Regions from separate parts of the Homo sapiens genome. Here region 2 is linked to region 1. A link is an interaction called in ENCODE POLR2A ChIA-PET data of the cell type or tissue named here. Cell type or tissue: IMR-90. All regions are shown on one strand. Links, peaks and the distances in the headings refer to the core of each region. The heading gives the core; the rest is flanking DNA.

What was found. Peaks named below come from ENCODE experiments on the same cell type or tissue, not always from the same donor. Only the 100,000 strongest peaks of a DNase experiment are listed, where the experiment ranks them.
Region 2: POLR2A ChIA-PET joins it to region 1 with 6 read pairs; 9 of 35 experiments call an interaction of 5 or more read pairs at or near these places.

The regions. Positions count from the first base shown.
Region 1 is chr14:34,908,589-34,916,719 of GRCh38, reverse strand. It overlaps SRP54-AS1 (SRP54 antisense RNA 1), which reads left to right. Exons shown (of 5, transcript NR_151701.1): 5 at 22-240. Among named protein-coding and RNA genes, the nearest start is that of BAZ1A, 37 kb to the right of the region's middle. In IMR-90, for the core only: no CTCF peak of the experiment used is centred there; a DNase peak (open chromatin) is centred at 4,769.
Region 2 is chr14:34,984,705-34,992,835 of GRCh38, reverse strand. All of the region lies in intron 1 of SRP54 (signal recognition particle 54), which reads right to left. Among named protein-coding and RNA genes, the nearest start is that of SRP54, 5.8 kb to the right of the region's middle. In IMR-90, for the core only: no CTCF peak of the experiment used is centred there; no DNase peak of the experiment used is centred there.

The DNA of each region.
Region 1 (8,131 bases), core at 2,280-6,279:
CTCTTTGCTTCTTTTCTTCAGTGTCCTGCGCCTTGGCTGTTACAGGTGGAGGTGGAAAAGAAATTGCCATTGATGCTGCAAATAACTTCCTTCACCTTCTAACCTGGAGATTCATTGAAGGAAGAAAAAAGGTGACTGTCAGAGTCCCTGCTGGCCATGCCTCTCAGCCACAGGACCACTGAGCCACTTAATTCCTCCCCAGGGTCAGATGTGCCCCAGCACCAGGTTGTTTATGGATACCCTAACCACCTTTTCACACTCCTTGAAGTTTAGCTTTAAATGTTTTAAGAATTAGCAAAGTGGGCCGGGCACGGTGGTTCAAGCCTGTAATCCCAGCACTTTGGGTCGCTGAGGTGGGCGGATCACCTGAAGTCAAGAGTTCCAGACCAGCCTGGCCAACATGGTAAAACCCCATCTATGCAAAAATACAAAAATTAGCCGGGCATGATGGTGAGTGCCTGTAATCCCAGCTACTCGGGAGGCTGAGGCAGAAGAATCACTTGAACCTGGGAGGCAGAGGTTGCAGTGAGCCGAGATCTCACCATTGCACTCCAGCCTGGGCAACAGAGCGAGACTCCATCTCAAACAACAACAACAACAACAAATTAGCAAAGCTGATTATTTGATCTTGGTGAGTACTGGCTAATGCTGAAGGTTATTTCAGAACGTTGACCCTGGCCAGGTGTGGTGGCTCACGCCTGTAATCCCAGCACTTTGAGAAGCCAAGGCAGGTGGATCACCTGAGGTCAGGAGTTTGAGACCAGCCTGGCCAACATGGCGAAACCCCATCTCTACTAAATATACAAAAATTAGCTGGGCATGGTGGCGGGCACCTGTAATCCCGGCTACTTGGGAGGCTGAAGCAGGAGAATTGCTTGAACCCGGGAGGCAGAAATCGCAGTGAGCAGAGATCGTGCCATTGCACTCCCTCCTGGGCAACAAGAGCGAAACTCTGTCTCAAAAAAAAAAAAAAAGAATGTTGACTCTGATCAGTAATTCTACAAGAAATTAAGAAATTATTATCACATTTGGCAAAGGGAAAGTTGTTTAGTTAGCACTAAATAAGGTGGTGGCAGGACACAGTGGTCACGCCTGTAATCCCAACATTTTGGTAAGCCAAGGCAGGCAGATCACATGAGGCCAGGAGTTTGAGACCACCACGTGGCGAAACCCCATCTCTACAAAAAATACAAAAAATTAGCCAGATGTGGTGGCACAGCTACTTGGAAGACTGAAGTGGGAGGATCACCTGAGCCTGGGGAGGTCGAGGCTGCAGTGAGCTGTGATGGCGACACTGCACTCCAGTCTGGGTGACAGAGTGAGACCCTATCTGAAAAATAAAATAGCTGGGCACAATGGCTCACACCTGTAATCCCAGCACTTTTTGAGGCCGAGGAGGGAGGACTGCTTGAGCTCAGAAGTTTGAGATCAGGGTGCGCAAACATGACAAAACCCTGTCTCTACAAAAAATTTTAAAATTAGCCAAGTGTGGTGGTGTGAGCCTGTGGTTCCAGCTACTCGGTAGGCTGAGGTGGGAGAATCACCTGAGCCCAGGGAGGTCAAGGCTGCAGTGAGACCTGATCGAAACACTGCACTCCAGCCTGGGCAACAGAGTATGAGACCCTGTCTCAAAAATAAATAAATAAAATAAAGTGGTAAAGACATATTAAAATTAGTGCCCCTTATGTGATTAAAATATATCATCACTATCATTGTTTTGGAAAGTTGAGAAGTATTAAATATCAGTATTTTACGAATCATGGTCATTTTTCCTTTGTTGAATGTTCAACATACATTTTTTAAAAAAGAAGTCTAGGCTGGGCACAGTGGCTCACGCCTGTAATCTCAGCACTTTGGGAAGCCAAAGCAGGTAGATCACGAGGTCAGGAGTTCAAGACCAGCCTGACCAACATAGTGAAACCCAGTCTCTACTAAAAATACAAAAATTAGCCAGGCGTGGTGGCACACGCTTGTAATCCCAGCTACTCAGGAGACTGAGGCAGGAGAATCGCTTGAACCCAGGAGGCGGAGGTTGCAGTGAGCCAAGCTTGCACCACTGCATTCCGCGTGGGGGACAGAGCGAGATTCCATAAAAAAAAGAAGTCTATTGAAACCATTTTTCTAGCAAACAAAAAAAACAAGTTTAGAATAGTTTTACTAGGAAACCTTTATCTTCAGCAGGATACAGGCTAAAAAAATTTTTTTAATAAAAAAAAGGAAACCTTTATCAAAATTCTCACTAACCTTATAGTGAATAGAAAGTATACGTTAAGAAGTAACAAAAGATATCTGAAGTCTAAAAACAACTCACCTGCCAACAAATTATATGATCTTGGACAAGTCACTAATCACTGCTTAATCATTGTTTCTTCATCAGCAACCTGGAGGTAATAATGCATCTCCAACCTAGCTGAGATGGAAGTTTACATACAGTAAAATAATGGATGAGTAAGTGCTTTGGAAAGCATTGCATGCTGCACTTATAATTATTGTTGTTAATAAAGATAGTTTTAAACAAAAACCATGGTAAGGAGAGGGAGAAAGACAAATTGAGAGATATATATCTATATATCTTTTTTATTATTTATTATTATTATGATACTTTAAGTTTTAGGGTACATGTGCACAACGTGCAGGTTTGTTACATATGTCTACATGTGCCATGTTGGTGTGCTGCATATCTTACATTTATACATATCTTACATTCATACATATCATATGTACATATATATACATATGATATGTATAAATGTAAGCCTAACACAAGATGGACAATAATCAAGAAATTTTAATTATTTTTATTCTATCCTATTAAACTAATTATTCTTTTTTTTTTTTTTTTTTTTTTTTTACAGTAGAGACCAGGTTTTGCTGTGTCACCCAGGCTGGAAGGCAGTGACACAATGATCATAGCTCTCTGCAGTCTTGAACTCCTGAGCTGAGTGATCCTCCCACCTTAGTCTCCTGAGTAGCTGGAACTAATAGGTGCGCACCACCATGCCCGGCTAGAATAATTATTATTGTCCTATTTAAATATTATTTTCATACTTGAAACAATATTTTCCTGTGGTTTAGCCCTACTCAGATATTAGTGGAAAGCAGCTGACACATGTAGTCCAAACCACAGTTTCATTAAACTAATGAGAAACTACCAGTCTATCCTTGGAATCCTGGGTTGTTCCAGAGGCGTAGAGTAGGATTAGCACAGATCTAAGGGACTCAAGCGAGTGGGGGTTCCTTATCACCAAAACCGTAAATGTATTATAGATTCTCCTGGGAGTTCTGCTACGTTTCAGATAGTATGTGCTACCAGGGGATTCCAATTAGCATAAGCATAAGAAGTAACAGGACCAAACTGGGTTTTTTGTTTCACTAGAATTATCCTTTCCTGGGCATTTTCTGGAATTTAAGTACGACCCGATGATACATTAGATAACAACTGATCAGATTAGATGCCCTAAACGTCCCAAATCATCAGGGACTAGAGATTGAGTTACGATTGTCCCAATAGTATAAATTTGTGGTTTTGTGGGTTCAGTCTAGGTCCTGCTGCTCGCTACACAGAAAGCCAATGACTGAGACAACGGGTATTGCCAAGGCAAAAGGCTTTGACCAGGTGCTGCAGTGGAGGAGATGGGAGTTCAGTCTCAAATCCATCTCCCCTGCCGACTAAAATTAGGAGTTTATATAGCAGGTAAGAAATATAACAATGTGTAGGAAAACAAGAACTCGGGGAAGGTTAAGGAAGCAATCATGATGAATGAGGGGCCTGGCCTCTCATTGGATGAGATGATCCAGTGAGTTTCAATTATTTGATACTTTCCCAGAGGTCTGGGGGTCCTTTCCTGAGGAAGTAACTCAGATAAAATAAATGTAAGTTTCAAGCTTTAAGACCAGAAGTGTCAATTTCTATAGATAGATAGATAGATTTTTTTTTTTAATAAAATCTCAAACTCCTGGGCTCAAGTGATCCACCTGCCTCAGCCTCCCAAAGTGCTGGGATTACAGGCATGAGACACCGTGCCAGCACATCCAACATTTTCTAATCTTCCCACATTTCTGACCCTTCGCCTACACTTCCTTACTTTTCATCAACTGACCTGAAAACAGATGTCCTCAGATAAAACGCGTCTTAACTTCCTCAAATTAAACTAATTCAATATATATAATTTCACTTCCCCCAGTCAGCACCTTTCTTCCTATTTAACAGTTACCTGTGTTCTTAATTCCATTTTAACCACCTTGTGCTATCTTAATTATTCTATTCTATTATTTATCATCCTCCTCCTCAGTATACTTCCTCTTAGTTGGATCTTACTATCTTTTTTTTTTTTTTTTGAGACAGGTCCACTGGAGGGCAGTGGCGTGATTACAGCTCACTGCATCCTCGACCTCCCAAGCTCAAGCCATCCTCCCACCTCAGCCCCTCAAGTAGCTGGGACAACAGGCACCAGCATGCCCAGCTAATTTTTGTATATTTTGTAGAGAAGGGGTCTCACCATGTTGCCCAGGCTAATCTCGAACTACTGAGCTCAAGCAATCTGACCACCTTGGCCTCCCAAAGTGCTAGGATTATAGGAGTGAGCCACCACGCCCAGCCTCCATTAGCATTTTAACCTACTTAAGTTTCTGCCATCAGCACCACAAACAAAACCAGAATATTCTTTGACCTTTTATCTCTCTCAGCTACTGCCCTGTTCTTCTCACCTAACCTTCTTGAAAGAATTGTATACACTCACTATTCTTCACTTCCCACTCATTCTTTGGTCCACTGCCAGCTGCCTTTGACCACTAACATTCCTCTACAAGGCCACTAACAACACCCGAGTCTCAGAAATCCAATAAACACTTTTAAAAAAATTGAGATATGATTCAAATTTCATAAAATCTCATAAAATCCTATAAGACTCACCTTTTAAAGTGTATAATGTATCTTTTAAAGTGTACAATGCAGTGTTTTTTAGTATATTCATAAATTCATTCAACTATTACCATTTAATTTCAGAACATTCTCATCACTCCTGTATCCATTAGCAGTCACTACCAATTCCCCCTCCCTACAGCCCTTGACAACTGCTAATCTATTTTCCACCTCTACAGAGTTTCCTATTCTGGACATTTAATATAAACTGAATCATACACCATGTGACCTTTTGTGACTGGCTTCTTTCATTAAAGATAATGTTTTGTGTATTTATTTATTTTTAGCTATACCTACTGGAATGGGATTTCTTTTTTAGTATAATGTTTTCAGGGATCATCCATGTTGTAGTACGTATCAGCACTTCATTCCTTTTTATTGTGCAATAATATTCTGTTGTGCGGATATACCTCAGAGTGGTTATGCTATTTTGTTTATCCATTCATTAGTTGACGGACATTTGGGTTGTTTCCACTTTTTGACTATAACGAATAAAGTTGCTATGAACATTCAGGTACAAGTTTTTGTGTGGACATATGTTCTCAATACTCTTAGGTGGAATTGTGGAATTACTAAGTCATATGATAACTCTGTTTAACCCTTTTCGCCTTTGCCCCAAGAATACCTGCCAGCGGTGCTTGCAGCTGCAGCATTTACTCCAAGATAACCTTGCCACAAAATATTGTTGTATTATTAATACATGAGTAAGCATATTAATATTTATTATTATTTTTGCATTGCTCTAGTGTATTGACTTTGGAAACAAAAACATTATTCTATTTATAGTATTCTGTTTTTAGTTGTATTTCCGTTTATAAAATATAGTAATTCTTGATCACTGAAAATGTCAAATCCTAAAAAACGTAGCATCGTTCTCAAACAGTTGTTGGCTGAAGATTCATTTGATGGATCTGATTTTTCTGAAATAGACGATTTTGATGGTTCAGATGATTCTGATGTTAGTTCTGTTTAGAAATAACTCCAAGAACAGTTTTTATATTTTATTTTCACATGAAAATCAGTCAGATTTTCTTCAGCCTCAAAGAACATGTTTAAGTAAAATTAAATGAGTGCTGGCATCGAGCTGTGTTTTTTTAAAATCTAAACTGGAAAAGGGTTAAATTTTGAGAAAGTGCCAAACTGTTTTCCAAAGCACCTGCACCATTTTACACTTCCACTGTTAATATACAAGAGCTCAAATTTTACCAACACTTGTTATTATCTGAGTTTTTCTTCCCAGCTGATCTAGCAGGTATGAAGTAGTATTCAATTGTGGTTTTGAAGTTGGATTTTTCTAATGATTAATAATGTTGAATATCTTTTTATGTGCTTATTGGCCATTTTTATATCATCTTAAGAGAAATGTCTATTCAAGTCCTTTGCCTACTTTTCACTTGGGTTTTTTTTTTTTTTCTTTTTTTTTTGAGACGGAGTTTCGCTCTTGTTGCCCAGGCTGGAGTGCAGTGGCACAGTCTTTGCTCACTGCAACCTCTGCCTCCCCAGTTCCAGTGGTTCTCCGGCTTCCACCTCCCGAGTACCTGGGATTACAGGCATGCACCACCACACCCAGCTAATTTTTGTATTTTTATTTTTTGAGATGGAGTCTCACTCTGTCACCCGGGCTGGAGGGCAATGGCATGATCTCGGCCCACTGCAACCTCCGCCTCCTGGGTTCAAGCGATTCTCTTGCCTCGGCCTCCTGAGTAGCTAGGATTACAGGCATGCGCCACCACGCCCGGCTGATTTTGTATTTTTAGTAGAGACAGGGTTTCTCCACGTTGGTCAGGCTGGTCTCGAACTCCTGACCTCAAGTAATCTGCCTGCCTCGGCCTCCCAAAGTGCTGGGATTACAGGCGTGAGCCACCATGCCCAGCCTGTATTTTTATTTATTTATTTATTTATTTTGAGATGGAGTCTCGCTCTGTTGCCCAGGCTGGAGTGCAGTGGCATGATCTCAGATCACTGCAAGCTCCACCTCCTGGGTTCATGTCATTCTCCTGCCTCAGCCTCCTGAGTAGCTGGGACTAGAGGTGCCCGCCACCACGCCCGGCTAATTTTTTTGTATTTTTAGTAGAGACGGGTTTCACCCTGTTAGCCAGGATGGTCTCGATCTCCTGACCTCGTGATCTGCCCGCCTCAGCCTCCCAAAGTGCTGGGATTACAGGCGTGAGCCACCACGCCCAGCCTGTATTTCTATTTTTTGAGATGGAGTCTTACTCTGTCATCCAGGCTGGAGTGCCGTGGCACAATCTTGGTCCACTGCAACCTCCACCTCCTGGGTTCAAGCAATTCTCCTGTCTCCGCCTCCCAAGTAGCTGGGACTACAGGCACACACCACCACACCCAGCTAATTTTTGTGTGTTTTTTTTTTAGTAGAGGTGGGGTTTCACCATACTGGCCAGGCTGGTCTCACACTCCTGACCTCAGCTAATCCACTTGCCTCTGCCTCCCAAAGTGCTGGGATTACAGGCATGAGCCATCACGCCCGGCCTAAAAGCTTTTAATTTTTCTGAAGTCCAATTTATCTATTTTTTCTATGGTTGCTTAGGCTTTAGGTATTATATTTTAGAAACTATTGCCTAATCCAAAGTTACAAAGGTTTTGTTGTTGTTGTTGTTTTGTTTGTTTTTGAGTTGATTTCTCACTCCTGTCTCCCAGGCTGGAGTGCAGTGGTACAATCTCAGCTCATGGCAGCCTCCACTTCCCGGGCTTAGGTGATCCTCCCACCTCAACCTCCGGAGTAGCTGGGACTACAGGTACATGCCACCACACCAGCTAATTTTTTTGTATTTTTAATAGAGACGAGGTTTTGCCATGTTCCTGAGGTTGGTCTCAAACACCTGTGCTCAAGTGATCTGCCCATCTCAGAAGTGCTAGGATTATAGGCATGAGCCACCTCACTTAGGCATGAAGATTTATACCTATTTTTTATTCTAATACTCTTGCAATTTTAACTCTTACATTTAGGTCTTTGATCTGTTTTGAGTAAATTTTTACATATGGTATGAGGTAGGGGTCCAACTTTATTATTTTGCATGTGGACATCAAGCAATTCTCCTGCCTCTGCGTCTGAGGAGGTGGGATTACAGGTGTGCACCACCATGCCCAGCTAATTTTTATATTTTTGATAGAGACGGGGTTTCACCATGTTGGCCAGGCTGGGACTCCCTCCTTTTAAAATACTCTTTTTCTGTGACTCTGCTCAATTAC
Region 2 (8,131 bases), core at 1,712-5,711, 77 kb before region 1:
GGGGGGGCAAACTTTAGGAAGTGTCTTTAATTTTTTTAATTAATTTATTTTAGATTCAGAGGGTACATGTGTATGTTTGTTACACTGGTATACTGTGTAATGGTGGGGACTGGACTTATACACACATGACCCAAATATTGAACCTTGAACCCAAGAGGTACTTTTTCAATCCTCAGTCTTCTCCCAAACTCTTCCATTTTGGAATGGTCTGTGTCTACTACTTTCGTCTTTATGTCCATGGGTACCTATGTTTAGCTCTCACTTATAAGTGAGAACATGAGATACTTGATTTTCTGTTTCTGAATTAGTTCTCTTAGGATAATGGCCTCCTGCTCCATCCATGTTGCTGCAAAGGACATGATTTCATTCTTTTTATGGCTGCCTAGTAAATTCTTAAATATAAATCTAACTTTCCATGTTAACTGGTTGTTTTAAATTTAAAAATTTTAAAAACTTCTGTGAGGTTTTCCAATATACTTTTCCTTCTGCAAGTAGTTACTGGCAGTGTGTATTTTAAAACATTTTTGCCTTAAATTTAAAAAATATATTTTATTATATAATACATGAATACATATAGTTTTAATATATAAAATAACAAAATCTGTCCGGGCCCAGTGGCTCACGCCTGTAATCCCAGCACTTTGGGAGGCCAAGGCGGGTGGATCACCTGAAGTCAGGAGTTCAAGGCCAGCCTGGTCAACATGGCGAAACCCCATCTCTACTAAAAACACAAAAATTAGCCAGGCTTGGTGGCAGATGCCTGTAATCCCAGCTACTCTGGAGACTGAGGCAGGAGAATTGCTTGAACCAGGAGGCGGAGGTTGCAGTGAGCCGAGATGGTGCCACTGCACTCCAGCCTGGATGACAAGAGCAAAACTCCGTCTTAAAACACAAAACACAAAAACAAAATAAAATCCTGCATTTCAGTAGAGGAGTAAGAACATCTAATAATACCTTTAACTTACAGTGTTTCCTCTACAATGTCCAAGGATGATGTGTTCCTGAAAACTCCGTGTTAGAATTTTGCTTAAAATCTCAATGACTTCCATTGCACACAGATGTAAAGTCCTCAGAATGGACTGTAAGGCCCCCTCCACCCCCCACCCCCAACACACACGCATGACTGATTTTAATCATACTGACCTCCTTGCTATTGCTGCTACACATTTCCACCTCAGTGTCTCGGTACTAGCCAGCATGCTCTTCCTCTGCTTGACAACATAACTCCCTCCCTCATTTCCTTCAGATTTGTCCAGATGCCATTTCTCAATGAGGTCTTCCCTAATCACTTATTTAAAACTGCAACCCTCTTCCCTTTATTTTTTCCTATTGTTCTATTATCAACTGACATATGGCTTATTTATATTATTTGTCACCTATAATCTCACTATTGAAATGTAAGCTGTGGCCAGGTGTGGTGGCTCATGCCTGTAATCCCAGCACTTTGGGAGGCCGAGGTGAGTGGATTGCCTGAGGTCAGGAGTTCGAGACCAGCCTGGCCAACATGGTGAAACCCCATCTCTACTGAAAATACAAAAATTAGCCAGGCGCGGTGGCAGATGCCTGTAATCCCAGGTACTCAGAAGGCTGAGGCATGAGAATCGCTTGAACCCAGGAGGTGGAGGTTACAGTGAGCCCAGATCGTGCCACTGCACTCCAGCCTGGGTGAAAGAGCAAAACTCCATCTCAACAACAACAACAACAACAAAAAAAAAAAAAAAAAAAAGAAAAGAAATTTAACCTGCACAAGGGCAGGGATTTTTGCCTCTTTTGCTTTCTCCTGTGAGCTCACTGCTTTATCTATCCTCAGCCTTATACAGTAAATCCTTAATAAAAATGAACATTATGAATGAATGAAATGATGTATTTAAGGCCTTAGGGAAAAAGCGAGACCAGAGAACTAAAGTCATGAAAGGCACTGCAAATATCTTTAAAAGCCACTAAAATAAATCAATGAAGATAATATGATGAATCAAAAGAAAAACAATAACTTGGGTAATTTGTACTGTACATTAAATATATTTATTTGTCATTACTTATAATTCTTCTTCAGAATTTCCCTGCCATGCATTTCCAACAAGATACTTAAAAATTAACCTCACCTTGTTCTAATATGTACACTAAAGTGAAAAATACCTTTTGTATGTTAATAGCTAAGCCTAAATCTCAGGTTGGAGTAATCTACAATTCAAGTACACTCTCAAGATTCTCTTGCCTAACTAAAACGATTTATAGAAATAAATCTGTATATGCTAGAATTTCACAAAGGAAGAATCTCTACTTAGATGGGGCTTTTAGAAAGGTAAGAGATTACCACACAGTACTTTCTTACAGTTGAACATCTATTATCTCATTTCACTCTTACAACAATTTTATGATATAAGCAGGATAGGGAATAGAACAGCCGTTCCCTGCCAAAAAAAAGCAAAATGACTTCCCATAGTCCTTTGGCTAGAGTATGAATGAAGCTTTAAATTATAGGGTTGAATACACCTGCTGGAAACTGCAAGGACAAATTTTGCTGCTATGCTATAATAGAAGAAATCACATTTTAATCATATTTAAAGATGTATATTCCTCTTTGTGGAGGAGTAATTGCAACGTTCAGAAAGAAATGATAACTATCACTGCAATCAGACCAGTACATACAAGGACTGATCCTGGCTCGAGTCACAGGGTCTTCTAACTGGGGTCTGACTAGGATTTGGATAGTAAGCAATAGAAACAGGCTGAAGTTTTGGGTGCCCTAAGTAAGGCAATCACAGGGCCAAGTATCACACTTACTTGCTGCAGTGTGAAGTACTGGAAAGAGCATAGATTTTGGAGTCTGACAGACTTAGATTCAAATCCTAGCTCTGTTACATACTGGCTGTGTTACTTTGGGCAAGTTACTTAATCTCTCTGAGCCTCACTTTCCTCACTTGCAAAATGAAGATACCATTACCAAGGTAGTTACCCTGAAGGGCTGTTGTGAGGATTAAATGAGACAATACATATAAAGCTGTCTTCAAAAACCTAGCATATTAACTATTAACTTCCTTTCTTTTTTTAATGATACCAACTATCTCTCTCTGTATTATATGGAGTGTAAGTAAGCTGGAAATTTTCTGAACAATCTTACAGAAGTGTCTGTCCCATCATTCAGGAACCACTCCTGGAATCTTTAAAATTTAGTGGCAATTACAACTGCCAGATTATTATTCAACAGAAGCTGCAGTGTCCAAAAACCCACCTTTCTCTACATAAACAATTATAAATATTCCTGCCAGATTTGCCTGATCTGAGATTATATAAACAGAGTCTAATGATTAGCTATGTCAAATCCTATTACAACATAATCCCTACAAAAAAGTTCTTTTTTTTTTTGAGACAGAGTTTTGCTCTTGTTGCCCAGGCTGGAGTGCAATGGGGCAATCTCAGCTCACTGCAACCTCCCGAGCAGCTAGGATTACAGGTGCCCACCACCACGCCCAGGTAATTTTTTGTATTTTTAGTAGAGACAGGGTTTCACCATGTTGGTCAGGCTGGTCTTGAACTCCTGACCTCAGGTGATCCACCCACCGTGGCCTCCCAAAGTGCTCGGATTATAGACAGGCATGAGCCACTGCACCTGGCCAAAAGTCCTTTCTTCTAAGTCCTTGTCAATGACTTTTTGAATCAATATTAGCCTCAAGAACTAAATATACTTAGAAAAATTACTTCTACATAGTACAGTCAGCCTTCTGTATCTGGGGCTTCACAACCATGGATTCAACCAACTACAAATCAAAACATTCAGAAAAAAAATTGTGTCTCTAGTGAACATGTACAGACTTTTCTTGTCATTATTCCCTAAACAATACAGTATAACAAGTATTTTCTTAAGGATATAAATATGGTATAACAACTATTTACATTTTGTATTAGGTATTGATCTAGAGATGCTTTAAAGTACATGGAAGGATGTGCATAGGTCATATGCAAATACTACACCATTTTACATCAGGGACTTGAGCATCCTCTGATTTTGGTCCTGGAATCAATCCCCCCCAGATAGCAAGAGACAACTGTATACTTTTCTATAAAGCAGTCAAAGGCTAATAACCAGTATTTGCTTTTCTGACTTTAATACTAAATATTTTTCTTAATTCTGCACAGCATATGTGTTCACAGTCTAGGACCACAGAAAAGTAAATTTAGTTAACAAAATGGCCTATAGGTATTGTATTTAGTAAAATATATACATTATATATATATATGTTATATATATATATATATTTTTTTTTTTTTTTTTTTGAGATGGAGTCTCACTCTGTCGCCAGGCTGGAGTGCAGTGGTGTGATCTCAGCTCACTGCAACCTCCACCTCCTGGGTTCAAGAGATTCTCCTGCCTCAGCTTTCTGAGTAGCTGGGACTACAGGCGCATGCCACCACACCCACCTAATTTTTGTATTTTTAGTAGAGACGGGGTTTCACCATGTTGGCCAGGATGGTCTCGACCTCTTGACCTCGTGATCCACCCACCTCAGCCTCCCAAAGTGCTAGGATTACAGGCGTGAACCACCGCACCCAGCTTAGTGAAATATATTTTAATGACTAATTTTACAATGTTAATTATGACTTTCAAATTTAGGAACTGTTTTTCATGCTGAATCTACTTATTCCCCAAGGAAATAATTCACCTTTATGTTCTGTGATTACAAAATGATGTATCTTCACTGTAAAAGTTAAAACATTACAGAAATATTTAAGGTAGAAAATATAATTCCCCTAATTCTACCCACTCCCATACCATGGTAACAACCAATAATAATCTGGTATATATTAATATGGATTGTATTTTCTAGGTATATTAATTTAAGCAAGGTTTCCCAAGAATTTATGGTTTTGGCGGGGAGTAAAGAGGGGAGCAAAAATTAGGAAAATTCTTTTGTAAAATATGCTTGCTAATGCTAAAAACAGGCTTAAATGCAAAAGGCAGACTACAAAACTGCATATGTAGTATAATCCATATTTTGTTAAACACAGTCTAAAAACAAGTATTAAAAAATATTAGCCATCAGGGAATTGTAAATCAAAATCTTAATAAGATATCATCCAAATACTTGTACATGAATGGTCAGAGCAGCATTATTCATAATAGCCAAAAAGTAGAAACAACCCAAATATCCTTCAACTTATGAACGGATAAGTAAAATGTAGAATAAAATACAAAGGTATATCACTAGGCAATAAAAAGAAATGAAGTACTGAACATATGCCACAACATGGATTAATCTTCGAAACATAAGTGAAAAAACCCAGTCACAAAAGATCACATATTATGGTTCCACATGAATTGTTCAGAATACATAAATCTACAGAGACAGAAAGTGGATTAATAGTTGCTTAGGGCTCAGGAGATGGAGTAAAATAGGGAATGATTGCTAATAGGTATGGGGTTTCTTCATGGGATAATAAAAATGTACGAAAATTGATTATGGTGATAGTTGCGTAACTTTGTAAATACACTATAATCCTTTCAATTGTACACTTTAGGTGAACTAAGAATTATGTGTGTGTGTGTGTGTATATATATATACACACACACACACACATATATATATATATTTTTTTTTTTTTTTTTCAGATGTAGTGTCTCTCTGTCACCCAGGCTAGAGTGCAGTGGCAAGATCTCGGCTCACTGCAATATCTGCCTTCTGGATTCAAGCGATTCTCCTGCCTCAGCCTCCCGTGTAGCTGGGACTACATGGAGTGCCACCATGCTCGGCTAATTTTTTGTATTTTTAGTAGAGATGGGGTTTCACCTTGTTAGCCAGGATGCTCTGGATCTCCTGACCTTGTGATCTGCCTGCCTTGGCCTCCCAAAGTGTTGGGACAGGCTTAAGCCACCGCACCCAGCCAAGAATTATATTTTAATAAACTGTTAAAATAACATTTGTTATCTCTGGATGATGAATAACTAGCAATTTTTTTTTTTTGAGACAGAGTCTCACTCTGTGCCCACTGGAGTGCAGTGGCACAATCTCGGCTCACTGCAACCTCTGCCCTCCGAGTTCAAGCGATTCTCCTGCCTTGGCCTCCCAAGTAGCTGGGATTACAGGTGCCTGCCACCACACCCAGCTAATTTTTTATATTTGTAGTAGAGATGGGTTTTCACTATCTTGGCCAGGCTGGTCTTGAACTCCTGACATCATGATCCACCCGCCTCAGCCTCCCAAAGTGCTGGGATTACAGGCGTGAGCCACCACGACCAGCAATTTTTATTTTCTTATATCTTTTTCTAATTTCCAATTTTTTAGTAATGACTGAGAACACTATTTTTTAAGTCAAGGGAAAATTATTTTCCAAAGCGTTCCTTGTGAGAATTAGAGTGCAACTAGTCAACAGACTAGAGGTTGGGATGGAGCTGCCACTTGTATTCATTTACTCATTCATTAAACACCTACTATGTACTCCAGAAATTGTCCCAGCATGAGAGAAGTTCTAATTCCTAATCAAATATAACAGTTTAACACAAGACTCCCTTCAAAAGATAAATTATGCATCATACCACCTCTGTCTTAACTTAGCACCAAAGATTATATTCAATTATATCAAGAAGTATCAAGCAACTTTCTCTTCATTAAAGTAATTGTTTTTCAAATTTTAAAACTCATTTTATGTAAAATAATATCACAGCACCAATTCGTACTTTTGCAGCAAAAAAGGTATACCAAAAAAAAAGTCAATTAGCAACAAGAGGTAATAACTCAGGAACACTGGGAATCATTTCTTTACGATACTTTCTGGCTATGAGGTCAACCATAAAAAGAATCTTTACATAAAATGCTACCAAGAAGAAAATTAAAACGAAAATCAAAAGAATTCCTTGGAAAGTTGGCCTTAACATTGAAAAGAAAAAGGAAAAGTGAAAAATAAAAAAGGAAAAGGAGGGATAAGAGGCATATGCTCAAGCAATGCGTTATTTCAATGACATTTAGATAATGCCTATCAGTAAAAATTAAATGCTCAATCAGACTCTCCAGAGATAGTAAGGTAAAAAAGTTTTAGGGGGAGTAGCTTCATCTAAATTCTTAATCTGGAGTGCAAAACAAGACATTTATGTTTTGAAAACTTTCACTAGCTATATTGATGTGCAGCAAGGGTTCATAATCACTATATTAAGTATTTAATAACATGTCCCAAAGAAAACAACAGAATGAGAAATCTGTTCTATACCTTAGAAACATCTTTAGATACAGTGTAACAAATACATTGGAGGGAAAAAACTGAAGAGCCAGGACACTACATGCACTACCCATACTCCATAAGGCTAGTTGAGACAAGATGTGGCCTTGAACTAGAGAAAAAGAAACTAGGGTTAAGGGCTAATTCATGAAGCAGAATCTAATGACCAAATGGTTATGGCAAGTGAAGGAAAAAAGAGGCAAAAATGATTCCAATATCTCTAGTTTTTATAACCAGATGGCTAGTGATGCCATTAACCAATGAATGGAAGGCAAAAAGGGAAGGTGGTTTGAAAGTCAGAGGAGTTAATAGAGAAGAGGTCAAAGGGACTTAATGTATTATTTTTAATGTTTCACTTTTTATGAAGGATGTGTACATAGATGTTCATTTCATTATCCCTCCAACTAGCTGGGACTACAGGCGGCGCCACTAAGCCTGGCTAATTTTTGTCTCTTTTGTTGAGACAGGGAGTTTCGCCATGTTACCCAAGCTGGTCTCGAACTCTTGAGCTAAAGCAATCTGCCAGCCTCAGCCTCCCAAAGTATTGGGATTACAGGCGTGAGCCATTGCTCACAGCCCTTATAATCCTTTTAAAAATTTAACCTACTTGTATCACAAAATTCAACCAGAGGTCAAAACTCAAAAACGCACTGACAATCACTGCTTTTATACACTTTCGTATGCATGACATATGTCATAGTGAAAAAAAAAAAAAAAAGGAAGGTGAAGACAGTGCATTTGGTTTTGGACCTAATGAGTTTGCAAGTTTTAGGGGAAAGTACAGAACTATCAACTCATGAGATGGAGGCTAAAGAATAAGGTTTAGGCAGGGCATGGTGGCTCACACCTGTAATCCCAGCACTTTGGGAGGCCGAAGCAGGCGGATCACTTCAGGTCAGGAGTTCAAGACCAACCTGGCCAA